2 separate regions of the Homo sapiens genome follow, and region 2 is linked to region 1. The links are chromatin loops, found by intact Hi-C in ENCODE. Cell type or tissue: breast epithelium. All regions are shown on one strand. Each heading gives the region's core, and the rest is flanking DNA. Links, peaks and the distances in the headings are about the cores only.

What was found. Hi-C counts contacts between places; a loop is a spot of excess contacts. Peaks named below come from ENCODE experiments on the same cell type or tissue, not always from the same donor. Only the 100,000 strongest peaks of a DNase experiment are listed, where the experiment ranks them.
Region 2: a loop joins it to region 1, with 8 times the contacts of the local background. A loop is called at or near these places in 1 of 110 quality-filtered maps.

What each region holds. Positions count from the first base shown.
Region 1 is chr10:126,212,521-126,220,912 of GRCh38, forward strand. All of the region lies in intron 3 of ADAM12 (ADAM metallopeptidase domain 12), which reads right to left. Among named protein-coding and RNA genes, the nearest start is that of ADAM12, 170 kb to the right of the region's middle. In breast epithelium, for the core only: no CTCF peak of the experiment used is centred there; no DNase peak of the experiment used is centred there; H3K4me3 peaks cover 278 bases; H3K27ac peaks cover 3,020 bases.
Region 2 is chr10:126,369,030-126,376,073 of GRCh38, forward strand. All of the region lies in intron 1 of ADAM12 (ADAM metallopeptidase domain 12), which reads right to left. Among named protein-coding and RNA genes, the nearest start is that of ADAM12, 16 kb to the right of the region's middle. In breast epithelium, for the core only: no CTCF peak of the experiment used is centred there; no DNase peak of the experiment used is centred there; H3K27ac peaks cover 92 bases.

The DNA of each region.
Region 1 (8,392 bases), core at 2,084-7,083:
AGTTAAGCAGCAGCTCTTCATTCCTCTTTATTTTATTTTATTTTATTTTATTTGGGTCAATCCCTTCTATTCCTACATATATGAAGAAAACTGGGCTATCTTGGTTTCTCAGTCTTGCCTTGCTAATCTAATTTTATCATCTTTAGCCACTGATACAGGTATCTCTTAAGCATGAGCATTTGAATTCTTCTGAATTTAATTAAAAGAGCAGCTTTGATTATGGAGAGATGGATTCTCTTCAATTTTGCTATCACAGTAAGCAAAGGCTTTTCTCCCTTGTTATGATTAAATGCTTAAGAATGTGTCTGGACTCCTGAGCTTGGTCCTACCACCTGCCTTTTGTGTATTCTCTCTCATGCAGTCAGAGTAACTTTTTTTTTCTAAATAACAGCATTATTGAGATATGCTTCACATACCATAAAACACAGCCTTTGAATGCACATAATTTGGTGGTTTTTACTACATTCATAGAATTGTGGGAGGGATCTTTAGTAAGTGCACCCCCACCCTTCGAAGCCTTCCAAGAGCTCTACAAGACTCACATTTGGTTCACAATTTCTTTCCTGTCGTATCCAGCACAGTGTTGAGCAGATAATAAGTGCTCAATAAATACCTGTAGAAGGAATGTACCCATTCTTTTAGGAGAGGGCTTAGCTCCAAGATCTACTAAATATAGTAACCTTATTTGTGTTCTGGCAAAAGCATCATAAACCAGAATTTTATAAACAATAAAATGCTATAGGTTTTCGTTTTCACTTGACAACATAAATTTAGATCATCCATGAGGGGATGTGCATATGGTTCGTTCTTTAGATAGAACACACTCGTTTTATCTAATTTCAGCCTAAGAAATTTGAGAGATGATCCCCAGATTATATGCCAGAAGGAATCTGTTGAACAATTTTTAATTGAGTGTTTTAGCAAGACAAGCAGGAAAACAAGAAGCTAATAATTGATCAAACATTTGTTTCAAATGGAACTCTTTGAAATTATATGCTAGAATTTGCCAACTTGTTGAAATAACTAAGCCACCCACTGAATATACCCAAACCACTTTCTCTATGAGGCTTGCAGAACAATTTTGGGGTATAAAAATATGCACAGGCTAAATTACCCATCAACACAAAACTGAATATTCTTATCCTTAAATCTCCATGTGACTAAAACTAATTACTGTTATAAGTGAAAATACATATTTCAAAAAGCTCCCAGTGATGCCAAAAGCATTCAGACTGAAGCACCAAGCAGGTGTTTTAACAATGTCCTTGAAAATTTCCCTGCCAAAATGCTAGAACGAACTCTTGTTTGGTTTACCCCTTAAAGCAGGGACCATCTGCTGACTTGACCTTCCATAGACATAGCAAAAGCAAATTAAAGCAAGTTCCTTCTATTAGAAAGCAGCTTTCCAAACTGAGATGAATTCCAGGCTTAGCAAAGGTTTTGCTACCACTCTGTAGAAAATAACATACTGATTACAAAAGTACAATTTTATAACGTGACCCAATAAATCACTTCAAAAATATGGCTAAAATCAGGACACTGGAAACCACTATAATGCAACAAGAAGCATCAATAAGAAGCTGGTTAGATGAATGAGGGTTCATTGAACATGTGGCATTCTGTGTGAGCATTAAAACAAGAAGGAAGAAGCTTACAGCTACTAAGGAATGATTGTTGGCCGTGGTCGTATGCGCAGAACACCAGATGCAGAATGACAAGGATTATGTGGTCACATCCTGGCTCGACCCTTCATTAGCCACGTGAGTTAGTCAAGTCCCTCCCCTCCCTCTGTTTCTCTATCTGTAACGTGGGGGAGGGTAAGAGTTTCTACCCTGTAGGGTTGCTACAAGGTGCTCCTCTGAGATAACATTTATAAAGCACTTAGAATGGTGCCTGACATATAGTACCTATTATATAAATATTTGCTACTATTCTCATCACCATCATTATAAGCAGTAGCAGAACACAGCCGTGTTAATATATGCATGGGCTGTCTCTGGAAATGTATATGAGAGACTGGAAGCAGTGGCTGCCTCTAAAAGAAGATTCTGGAGGGTGTGGGAGTAGATGGTCAGAGGAAGATTCACTGATTGACAGTACCCTTTTGCAGTGATTGAGTTTCTGTGTGCATTTGTTTCATGGGAAAAAGCACCAAATTTTTAGAAAATGAAGAAATTGGGCCACTAATGAGAGCAAACGTTTTTGAGAAGAGTATCTATGATGTTCATTATGACTCAGCTTGGAGTCCTAGTTAATCACAGGTGGCTATGCACAGACCATTTTTGACTCTAGAATAGCAGCTTTCTGGAATGGGACCCTCGGCCCAGCCCACCTCTCACGCCCGCTGGCTGGATTAGGATGCCACTCGGCTGCTCGCCTCCCAGGCCTCCACGCCTCATCCCTTACCCTCACCTTGGTGACTCTCATCCACCTGGGAGAGTCAGCCCCTCGCTGGGCCATTTTCCTGTCCCAAAGCCTTCTCTGACACCCATTTTCCCATGGCACCTGGTCCAAGCCCCTGGGGCTGGCTTTGGAGGTCCTCTAGCTTGTCTGACCACACCCATCTGTCCAGGCCAGCCTCCCCATACCCACACTTCCTGCTCACATCTGTGACTTCTGTGAGGGGCACTCAGCTGTGGTTCTGGTCTACCTGGGTCCAAACCAGCTCTGCTCCTGAAGGTACTGGCTGTACGGCCTGGATGGCCTTTCCCTTTCTGGCATGCAGGGATAACACTCCCCACCAGCACTACTGACAGGGGTGGTGGGGGAAGGAGGTACATCCTCGGCACAGGGACAATCCCATGGTGCCTTCCTCTTTCCTGTGGCCTCTCCCTGGCTCTGGCTGCCCTTCCATAACTCAGGGTTTCAATCCATGTTAAATATCTGGGGGAGGCCACAGGACAGGGCCTTCCCCTTGAGGAATTTGTAGTTCAGCTCAGGGCCCCCCCGAAATCACAGCCCTTAATAGAGTAATCAAGGGCTTAGGTTCTGTGTGGGAATCTGTGAGGGAAGTGTGCTAACCAAGGACTAGGCCATTAGGAAAACCTTTATATAAAAAGTGATACATGATAGGTAAACTGAGGCCAGGAGGAAACTGGAAAGGTGCAGGAGAAGAGAGCAGGCACATCCATTGGAAGGTGGAGGGCAGAACTCAATGAGGAAGACAAAGACTCAGTTCAAATGCAAAACTGAAGCCTGCAATGAAAAATAAGCCATTTTTCAAAAGCAGAATGTGTACCAGTGACAGTAAATTGTGTATTTGTCACCCCCGGCACAACAACAGCTTTAAGGACTTGTGTAAACAGCACAAAAAAATCAGGGGTGTTAGCCAAGGTTCATGGTATTCGCAAATGGCATCAATATTTTGACTAGTGAGAGCTCACGAGTTGCCCTTGTTTTCTGGCTAAAGGCTTTATGCTTGCATTCCTTGAAGACATCTGTATTATTGTCATAGCCATGAACCCACCCCAGGGAGGCAGCAATATTCCCTTTCCCCAAGTCATATGACTGTGGCCTTTTGTTTTCCCCTTTCGAGGGTTTGCTTTGCCATTTGGTGTTAAAAAGCTTTTGCTCACAGCTTGCTTCTTTTAAAACAGTCTGAGAGATTACAGAGAAGATAGTGAAACTCCCTAAATCACACACTGATGTGCCCTCTGTAGACATGTCTTAGTTGTTCCTGCTAAGGGTCCCAATCCTCACTCCATCCCAGCAGTATTTAAGTGACTACTTTGTGCAAAACACTGTAATGAAATTGGGAAGATAAAACTTCGCCCTAGCCAATGAGGATGAGCTACAGCCTTTCCTACAACAGCAAAGCCCACTTCGAACTTCAAAGAATTCCCATAAAGATTAAAAAGCAAACTCCAGGCAGGCACAAGTCAGCCTGCTGAGGCTTGGCCATTTGTTTCCCAACTGTTACAGAGCTCGAAAGCTCTCAATTTCGCCCCTGCCAAGATGTATTCCATCAGAGCCTTCTACATAAATCACAGCTTGTGATAGATCTGTTGTTTCAGCCTCAAGAAACTGTTAGGTCTGAGTAACTCCAGGAAAAGGGCTTATCCTCCGGGATCATAAATCTTCTCTCCTGACCGTCATGTGAAACGCATCACACTGCTTCAAATGTTCCTTCCGACGCATCCTTTATTAATGATGCCTTTGGTTTTGACCATTTGGAATGTTGAATGTATATCAAAAGCCCAGGGGGCTTCGTAGGTCAGGGAGGTGGCCTCCCTCCCTGCCTGGAACTTAGCCAGGCCACCAGGGTGACCCCGGCAGAAGGCCAGAGGACATTGCCTTGGGGCCAAACAGAAAATTCCAGATTTTGAAAGATGATCCATGAGGTACCCCCAAAGGGCTTCTCATCCACATGCACACCCTGAATCTTCAGTTCTTGAGGCCTTTTCCCTATAACTTCCCATGCACTGTGGTTTTGCCTGAAATCCCACATGACAATTAAGGAGAATATTTTTCTGTTTCTCCTGTTTTCTTGGTGCTCATCTTTCCAACTCTGAGCTCAAGAATCAGGGATGTCAGCAAACAAATCCTGGTACATTAATAAAACAATGTTTAATTAGTAAAACCATGAGAGTGAGAATATTTTTTATAAGAAAACTGATTAAGATGAATGCACTTTTATAATAATCACTATAAAAGGCTAACCATTAGTTACCTAATGAATGTCCTAAATACATTGTGATCTTTGAAAAGATGAACTAAAGTTTACCCAGAAGAGAGCAAAGGTTACTGAGAAAAAATAATCAGTCCCATAGCTTTCTACAAGGAAGAAAAATAAATACCTCAAATTTATGAAGTTATCATAGGAAAACAGAAAAGCCTGTGCATTTGGAACTTTTTTTTTTTTTTTGAAACGGAGTTTCGCTCTTGTTGACCAGGCTGGAGTGCAATGGCGCGATCTTGGCTCACCACAACTTCTGCCTCCAGGGTTCAAGTGATCCTCCTGCCTCAGCCTCCTTAGTAGCTGGGATTACAGGAATGCACCACCATGCCCAGCTAATTTTGTATTTTTAGTAGAGACAGGGTTTCTCCATGTTGGTCAGGCTGGTCTCGAACTCCTGACCTCAGATAATCTGCCTGCCTTGGCCTCCCAAAGTGCTGGGATTACAGGCGTGAGCCACTGCACATTTTTGCTCCATGTAAATTACAATATTTTGGCCAGGCATGGTGGCTCACGCCTGTAATCCCAGCACTTTGGGAGGCCAAGGCAGGTGGATCACCTGAGTCAGGAGTTCGAGACCAGCCTGGCCAACATATAGCGAAACCTCATCTCTACTAAAAAATATGAAAATTAGCTGAGCGTGGTGGCACAGGCCTGTAGTCCCAGCTACTTGGGAAGCTGAGGCAGGAGAATTGCTTGAACCCGGGAGGTAGAGGTTGTAGTGAGCCAAGATCACGTCACTGCACTCCAGCCTGGGTAACAGAGCAAGACTCTGTCTCTCAAAAAAAAAAAAAAGATTACACTATTTTCTAATTGGAAATACAAGAAGCTTTTAATTACATGGAAGTATAACGTAAATAAGGATTTTTTGGTACTAGGTACTTCAGTCACACTGAGCTGCTAGGAATAACAGTGACATGATTGTGATTATAATCATTAATCATTATCAGCAACAAAAGCAAAATACAGTTGTTGAGTGTGTGTGTGGGGGGGCAGGGGGTGGTAACTATCATCCACACTGAGATACATTTGGAGTGAGAAGGGACACTATAATACACGTGCCCCGACAACAGGCGTAACTTGGGCCATCACAGGTAAACATGGACACGTATTCCTTCTAACTATGTTGTTCACCTAACTCCACATCAACTCACCAAGGTAGGTATTCTTATGCCCATTTTGCAGAGGGGGAAACCAAGGCTTGTTCAAGGTCACACAGCTGGTGAACAGAACAGCTGGGCTTGGAACTGACTGCTATGCATTGACTTTTCTGGGCAGACTCAGCCAACAAGAGACATACTGAGGGCATCTTGGTACTTCCTCCCTGCAGGTGCTTGGGTCTGTGAGGTACCCGAGGCAGAACAGATGGCAAAACCTTCATTCTCTGTGAAAGGGCCTGAGAACAGGTACTGTGGGAAGGGGAGCACAAAGGTGCTGGGCAATGGGTCTGCCTTGCCAGGGCCTCACACACCCATCCCACAACACTGGCTTCATATTTGCTTTATCCATGTTCAAAGGATATCCAATGTCTGGACACAAAAGTGAACCCCAGAAACAAACCCTCCAGAGGCAGAATGTACTGTTCTACCCCAGTTCTCATGTGGCATTAGGATAAGAAGGGCAGCTGCCAAATTAGGATCTGTAGAGATGTCCGGGGTTATGATAAAAGTGAGACATTTAGATATTTGTGATAAATATTGATGCCAATGCCTCCCTCCCATCAACTGCACAGCTGCATCACGCCTGACCTCGTGCTTGATGCTTTACAGACATCACGTTGAAGCCTCCCAGGCCTGCAAGGTAATGTTACCCTCAATTTACAGGTGAAGCAAATGAGACAGAGATTGCAGGCAGTAACTAACAGGGCCAGAATGTGGTGCCAGGCCTGGAGAACTTCACAGGTCCCATGCTTTGCTCTGTAGTTGTACAACTCTCATGGCTCAGGCTATTTGGGGTTTGCTCTTGGATAAAAAATAACAAAAACAAAAATCCATTGCTACAACTTCCAAAGGATTTATTACCCCAGATGTCATGCCTGACGACGTGTGACCTCTGAGATGAGGGCCTGTTGCAGTCGTCCTTAGCGCCTCGAACAGAGGTCCTGGTGACCTGCTTCGGGAGGCTCTGCTCAGATTGAACCATTGGTGTGACAGCCACATCACCTCAGGCCCCCATGCCTTTTCTCCCCGTGGGCCAGCAGGGAACCTTTGCTAATCAGGACTTACATTAATCTCTTTAGCTATGTGCGACACAGACATCAGTGGTCTTTTTCTTTTAAGATTGGCAGAGCTATAAAATGTCCACATTTTATAGAGAAAAGGAATGTCCATAAATCCAATTGTAAGTGTTACTACGCTATTATATTTTAACAACTCAGAGGTTTCTGGTGAAAATCCTTATAGTTGAACAACCTTAGTTGAATATAATAGTTTATAATTGACATAGATATGTTGCAATTGTCTAGAAGCCAACTTTTCTCACAAAGTTTAGGTTCTGTGAGACAATGAGTAAATTTAGATGCTGTTAGTTAAACCATCCATTTAACGGGTACATTAATTAATGCCACCTATTTAAAGAAACATTTGTTTTTGGATAGACTTTCCTCTTATTATCAGACAATTCTGGGCAAGTAAAAAAAATTATTGTCAGTTTGTAGGCAAAATAGGAAATGGGCTTTCTTCATTGAACTAGACAATCAATGGGAATCTACCTGAATCATATTTGTCCAAACAAGGCCACTGGGAATTGGAAATGAGATGGAACCAATGGGGAGACAGGAGCTGGAAAATTCTGGATTTTGCAGTGGTCATAAAGCAGCTCCTCGCCGTACCAAGTAGGACGTCTCTGAATCTCAGCAGAGACTCAGCCCCTGTAGGAGGAGGCTGAGAGGTCTCCTTCAAGGATGACACATGCCCACAGGGCCAGCCAGCCATTCGGAAGCCTCCACTCTTCAGAGACATGTGTGTCTGTGCGTGGCAATGTGAAACGTGACTAGGGCTTAGTTAACTCTCTGAAGAGCTGGATTCTTGATTCACGATAACAATAGTGACGGTAAATATTTGTTGAGTACTCACGAGGTGCCGAGCACCACACAGCACTTTCTGAAGTAGGTGCTGATACTACAGTCCTGTGTATAGCTGGGAAACAGAGGTCAGGGAATGCAAGGAACTGGCTCAAGGCTTATTAGCCCTCACCCTTAATGAGGGTGCTGTGTCATGTTTGTTGTGCCTGGAGAGGAGAGCTGGATAAAACACAGGATGCCTAGTTAAATTTGAATTTCAAATGAGGAAATACAAGTCAAAATTCACCCCAAAATCAATTCATTCTAAAATGATTTTTGTTGTTGTTGCTGAAGTATGTCTTGTGTACCATTTGGAACATACTTATAAAAATGATTTTTTAATCTGAAATTCAGGTTTCAATGGGCATCCCATATTTGCATTTGCTAGACATCGCAATCCTTAGTGTCCTCCCTTCTCTGTGATGCTAATGATGGGTTCCAAAGTTATGAATGCTTTGCTTATAAAATAATTGGCTTTGAAAGTCTTACCCAATGTGAGCAGTTGGAAAGTCTAGGAATAATTGTCACCTATTAGGAGCCGCTCCTCCCAGACACAAATCTGGCAGCATCTGTGTCCCTCTTAGCAACTTCAGGTCCTTTCTCTGGGGCACCTGTGGGTTCCTGGGATCAGTGCCTTGGGGCAGGGAAACCCGCAT
Region 2 (7,044 bases), core at 750-5,749, 160 kb after region 1:
ATTTCCAAAAGATGTTCCTTTAAGATGTTCCTTTCGTATCACTAATATATACTAACTACCTTTTCCATATCAAATATTTGGATACATGGTATTTTTTTTCAAAAAGACTTTCCAAATGTGAAAATTCATTTACATGAAAGGTTGTACAAACACAAAAAATTTAAGAGTAGAGCTTTAGTGAATCACATTTGTTGAAATGAAAAAGCAGCACACCAAGTGGGACTATTTACTCATCATGCCAATATTTATTGAGCAGCTGTGATGTGCTAGGCACGGGGGACCCAACAGAGAATAAGATGGATGTGGTCTCTGTCACCACAGAGCTTAAATTCTAACCTAGAAGACAAACCGTTGATTAGAATGTGATAAGTGCTCTGACAGAGACATAGCATTTTGAGAACATTTAGCAGGGGGACCTTTCCTTGACTGGGGTTGGGTGGGAAGGACCAAGAACCGGCTGCCTGTGAGGAAGTGAAGTCTAAGCCAAGGAGGAGTTCAGCCAAGTGTTGGAGTGAGAGTGGGAAAAGAACTGTCAGGCAAAGGCAATGAAGACACTGCAGTAAAAGGACATGAAACAGCTAAGCAACAAAAATGCAGAAACAGAGCCACCTTACCAATCAGATGCTGCTGCCAGCTCCAGGACTTGTACATAGTGAGTGGACACCTCTGAAAACAGACGCTTTCACCTGTCAAAGCCATTCCTGGTATTTACAATGCTGATTATCTAATTAACTCACTGTGCTAGACTGTTGAGATGGTTCCCAGTGCCCCCGCCTCCTGGTATTCACTCTCATATGTAACCCTGGTAGGGTTAGAATTAAGCAAGTCACTAGGTTAAGAGACTTAGTGACTTGTTTTTAACCAGTAGACTATAGCAATATTCACAGACCATGATTGGATTATACAACTTGTGATTCTGTCTTATTTGCAGATTATATTGCCTTCTCAGTCTGCAGGCCTTGATGAAGCAAGCTTCTATATTGGAGAGAATACTGATTAGGAAAATGGGAACCAGCTAGGAACTGAAACCTTCAGTTCAACAACTCAAGGGACTGAATTCTGCCATGTTTCTGTGAGCTTGAAAGCAGATCCTTCCCAGTTGAGCCTTTGAATGAGATCCAGTCCTGGCTAACATCTTGACTGAAACCAGTGAAAGAAGCTGAATTAGAGGACCCAGATAAGTTGTGCCTAGATTCGTAACCCACAAAAGCTGTGAGATTGTACACAGGTGTGATAGTAAGCCACTAAGTTGTGGCAATTTGTCATACAGCAATAAATAACAAATGCACTCATGCATGTGCATTTATCATGTTTACAAGTATTTTCTACAGCCATCATAGGTAGCAGTTATTAGGTTGAGTCCTGCATTTTATTTGTGAGAGGAAACAGAAGATAGTATACTTAATTATTAAACAGTAAGTTTCTCCTTCAGGAAGAATAAATTTTAGCTGGTAAGTCCACATGTTCCTTTGATGCGAAAATGAAAGGTCAGAGATACCAGGCCCTGCAAATGGGTCTCCAGTCCTGTTTTTCCTGCCAGTCCTTGCAGGTCAGAGCCCACAGGACAAGTTCCTGGGATTCACACAGCTAAAGACTCAAGTATTGTTCTATCTCAGTGTCTTCCTAGGTTCTCTCCTCAAATCCCAATGTCCCAAGATAAACACAAGCTGAGATAGCTGCAAAGGGTCTGGAGTATGGAAGAGTTCCTGGACATCATAGGTCCTCCCTTGGCAGCCCAGTGGTTTAGCATGTGGGCCCTGAAAATCAACTGCCTAGTTCAATCCTGGCTCAGCCTCTTATAAGATGCAAGGGCTAAGGCAAATCATGAGTTCTCTATGCCTTAGTTTCTTCATCTGTAAAATGGAAATAATAATGGCCCATACCTCTAAGGGCCATAGGGATATTTTAACCACATAATTCATGTAAAGGGATTAGTCGAGAGTCTGCTGAATGTTTTGTTAAATGCCGGTGTCATCACTATTAGTTATTCGTGTAAGTCCCATTTCTAGTATATTCCCTATTTGTGCAGTAATTCATGTGCATAATCTCAGCTGCGTCACCTTGTAGCTGTATAACTGCACAAGCTGAATGTCCTAGCCTTGGCTTTCCTATCTGGAAGAAAGAGTGGTCATAGTGCCTGCCTCCCAGGGCATGGTGAGAATGTATGAGAAGCTACTGAACCAGTGCTAGCACAGAAACCACACAGGCAAAATCCCTTTATGGAATTCCTCAATTCTATCCTATGAAGAAAGAGCAATTACCACTCAGAAATGTGATTGTTTTCCAGGTACACAGATAAACCTGTCACCAGGAGCCCTTGGGTGTTGTCTGATCATGCACTGAACTGAGTAAACATTTTAGAAAATTCATTTGCTGCTGTGCAAGTCAGAAGATAATGGTAGCTGCAACTTAGTTTCAGAAAGATTCAGATGAACAATCTTAGTAGTGTGGGAGAGATCTTTCCATTCACTTACGTTTTGCTGTAAATTGGGAAAACACCACCAATATTTGGTCTTAGAGTGGAACATTTCTGTCAGATTCTGGATGTTCTAAATGTGTACTGTTTAGAGCCACAAGGATGTAGAGTGCTTAACGGGCTTTACTGCTGCAATCACCTGCTCTAACTGGTAATTAAGATATAAGTCAAGAGCTTATGTGTCTGCTTCACCCACAAATGTGAGGTTCCTATTTCTGCAGCAATTCTTATTCATGCCAACCCAATACCCTGAGAGGCATGTTAAATTTTATTTGCCTTGCCATTCTACGCTTATCCTCCCTCCCACATCTCTTTCTCAAAAAGCCAGTGGAAGCTGAAGGCTAGGAAAATTCATGCCCCTGGCCTGGGCATCTGCTACCATTCATTCTCTACAGCCCTTATGCCTAGCCCACAGTGAGTCCCATATAGCAGAGAAGAAGGAAACTGGTGACCATTTTGTGTGCTATAAGTAAATGATATTTGAAAGAGTTCACATTATTAACACAATCTCAAATAGTCCTGGTTAACAGAGATGCCCCTAATGGTAGACTGATAAACAACAAAGATGGAAACATGAGATTTAAGGTAGGAGAAAAACGAATAGAAACTGCCTTCCTCTCCCAATTCTCTGCCACCCCCTCTGTCAAGCTTTGGGATTAACTTGGATACCCATCTACCATGAGCAGAAGGGGACGGTGGCTCATGGATGCTGAGAACTTGTGCCGTTCAAGGCATGAGGACAAACCTCAGCACTGAATGAACATATGAACAGTGATACCATGTGCCCCCTGTACCATCAAAAGAGAAGACCTTAAATTACAAAACACATTCCCCAACCTCTCCCTCATTTGGAATTCACCACAACCCAGGGAGGTAGGCTGCATCCTTGCTCATTGTTGACAAATAAACTAAGTTCAGAAAGATTTAGTGGGTTCCTCAAGGTCACACAGCCATAAAGAGGCCAAGCCAGAACTCAGAGCCACTTCTCACTCCAAGTCCAGAATTCTGGCCATGATCCAAGCCACCTGTCAATTTTATAACTACAACGCCAGAACACACAGCACTCTTGACCCACTAAATCCATAAGGAAGTAACATCAGGGGAGATAAGCTGAAGAAATCTCATTATTTTATGTCACTGAAGTCCATAAGAGAAGCAGATGCTTCTACTAGGAGCTTTTGTGCTTGAAAACAGTTGTCTTGATTTAGCTTTACAGACCATATCCTATCCCAGCCCTTTCTGCCTCCCTCTTTTGAAATTGCTTTCTCACTGAGCCTCTATAACCAATGGCTTAGTCTTCAGCAGCACTGAGGGAGAAAGAAGGATGATAATCACCTTTTTAAAGGAGAGCAGAGACAAGAAACAGAAAAGAGACTAAAGTATGTGAGAAAAAAGTTTCAAGAGTACCATCTATTGCAGCTGAATAAATTATGCTCCAAGGAGCAGACTCTCCCTACTAAGAAACTGGAAGTAAAGCTTAGTGAATTGAATAGACTAAATCTGACATGTCCAAATTTTAGTGGCAAATCAGGCGTCTGATTTTCCTGTAGATAAATTAGTGGAGAAATCAATCTATATGGAATCATAGCATTCATTCTGAAGGTTACAAAAATATACAAATGAGTGTCTCCATTGTTGGCTTACTCCATTGTACAATCTTCTTTGTATACTAGAATGTTTAAGTATGGAATGAATTCACTATACACTCCTGGAAGGCTCACATGACTGGAATTCTGTTGACACCTCTGCTGGCAGAGGAGCGGCTTCTGGGAGTGGATGTTGGCCTTGCTTCCCAGCTGTTCTCATTTTGCCTCCGCCAGAGGGAGATGGGAACAGCTGATGGCTTCACCCCCAAAGCTCAGCTTGGCCCCATCATTAGCACATCTCACCCCTGCAGCTGCCAAGGCCAAGACTAACATGCCAGCAGGAAAGCAGCTGACTGACTTTTCTGACTGAGTGTTTGGAGTACTGGAAGTTGAGAATCAAGCTGCCAAGCGGGTTCAACTTATTTTCTGTACATTTTTATGATCCACTCGCTCTAGAGGCCATGAAATGAGGGTGTCTGTTCTTCTCAACACTGTATCCCCAGTTCCTGGCACAAATCTGGGATTACAATAGGCAGCCAACAAATGTGTTGACTAAAAGACCCAAAGAATCATTATCAGAGATGTCTAGTTCTGAAAACACAGTGGACTGAGTTGACACAGCTAGAAAGCCTTTCTACTACAAACACAGAAAAATGTTAAATAAAATGTGACAACCTACATAACTGAACTAGAAAGAAGGGAAAGGAAATTATCAGGGAATTAAGGAATTCCTAGCCAGAGCATCCACCCACTGCCAAAGTCATGGAATCCCAAAGGCCTGGCAGACATAGGACTTCAGCCTGGAAACCATGAGTTCAGTAACAGGAGGTATGATCTTGAACACACAAGTCAGAGAACTCTAGCTAGATCCTTGAATAAAACCAAGCCCAGACAGGCTGCCCTTCCCAAGTCACCAGGGCTAGAAAACCTCTACCAAATGCCACAGGGAAACTTCAAAGTGACATGTCTCCCCAGAGATCTGGTGAGGGTTAGGGAGTTTCGCAAGAGAAATAGAAACTTCAAGCCTTTGCCACATGGGTATGGAGACCAAAATTAGAATAGCCATGTGGTGTAAAATTCCCACAATAACTGGGCTTAGACAAGGGAAATCCCTGAGGCATCTGTCATGAGTAAACAGACTCTGCTCCACAGGAACTCTTCTAATCCAGGGTACATAGGACTCCCATGGAGAGGGTAGCAGTGGAGGGAAAAAAGCTGAAAATGAACTCACAATTTAAAATTGCAAGGCATTGGAAGAGATAATCCACAGTAATACAGAATCAGCATCCTAAGAACTTTAAATAATAACCTGAAATGGATAACAATATATAAATCCCAAATTATTAAAGACATGTAAGAATACAAAGAAAAGATAATAAAAGATAATTTTAAAATATTACATTTTAAGAAGATCAGGCAAGTTTGAAAAAGAGCAAAACAAAGCTTCCATACGTGAAAAAGTAAAGATATTGAAAAATGTGAAGTCAATAGACAGTTTAAACAGCATTTAGACACAGCTCAAGAGAGAATTGGTAAACTGAAATTTAGACTTGTAGACATCACCCAGAATATAAAGCAAAGAGTGATAAAGAGATGAAGAGAAGCTAAAAACAGGAGGACTGAATTATAAGGCCCAACTACATATAACAAAAGTTCCAAAGGAAGTGATGAAGCAAAAACGGCAAGGCAGTAATTAAAGAGATGCTTGCTACATTTTTTTAAATAATTGATTGGATTCAAGAAGCACCACAAGGCCAGAAATACACAAATTTAATATAAAACCATATAAAAACACACGAATAAAATACAGAACTACACATACACAAACACACACACTCCACCACCACCACCAAAGAACTACCTTAAAAGTAACCAGAGAAAAAGGCAGGTTTAGTGCAAAGGCACAGTCATTAAATGAAAGACTCCTTAACAACAACAGGAGACGCAAGGATACAACAGGTAATATCTGCTAAAAGAAAAAAATCGCCAACCTCTGGTTTGGTTATCCATACATACCTAGACTAACATTCATGAAAAAGAAAAACATTTTCCAGGCAAACAAATATAGGGAATTTGCTACTCAGAGACCTTCAATGAAGACTACTTCAATAAGAAGCGACTGGATCCAGAAGTGGAAGTGGTTTGCAAGAAGCCATGGTTAAAAAAAAAAAAAGAAAGAAAGAAAGAAAAAGAAAGGAAAGAAAGGAAACTAGTTGCATTGGATAAATCAGCATAAGCCTGGACTGCTCAGCACAGAACAAAGCCTAGTATTTCCCCACTATCTTTTTTGATGAGAGATGGGTTTCAAAATGGCAGAACTAAAATTCTAGACAATAATAAAAAAACAGGAGGCACAATGAAGGGCACTAAACCATGGTTAGCTTGTAATTGTTTGGGAGGAGGCCAAAGTTACTGACTACCTTTGGACTCTGTGTCTGAAATGCAAATGTTAAAAATTTAATGGTACTACTAAAACTGTGGAAACAGAATATGTAACCTCTAAATTAACAGAACTGGGAAAGAGTAGGTATAAATAATCCTACAACAATAGAAGAAAGAAAAGAAAGGTGTAAAGATAGCAAAAGTTAGTTATTTTCATTAAAGTTAAAAAAAAAAAAAACAAGGAGACTAGCAATCACTTCTTCTTCTTCTTTTTTTTTTTTCTTTCTTTTTTGAGACAGGGTCAGGGTCTCACTGTGTCTCCCAGGCTGGAGTGCAGTGCAAGATCACAGCAGCCTCGACCTCCTGGGCTCAAGCAATCCTCCCACCTTAGCCTCCCTGCGTAGCTGGGACTACAGGTGCATGCCACATATATGACTTTTTTTTTTTTGTAGAAATGGGGTGTCCTTATGTTGCTCAGGCTGGTCTCAAATTTCTGGGCTCAAGTAATCCCCCCTCCCCACCCCCCAGCCTCTCAAAGTGCTGAGATTACAGGTATGAGTCACTGGGCCTGGCTAATCCTTTTGTTTATCATTGTAATGG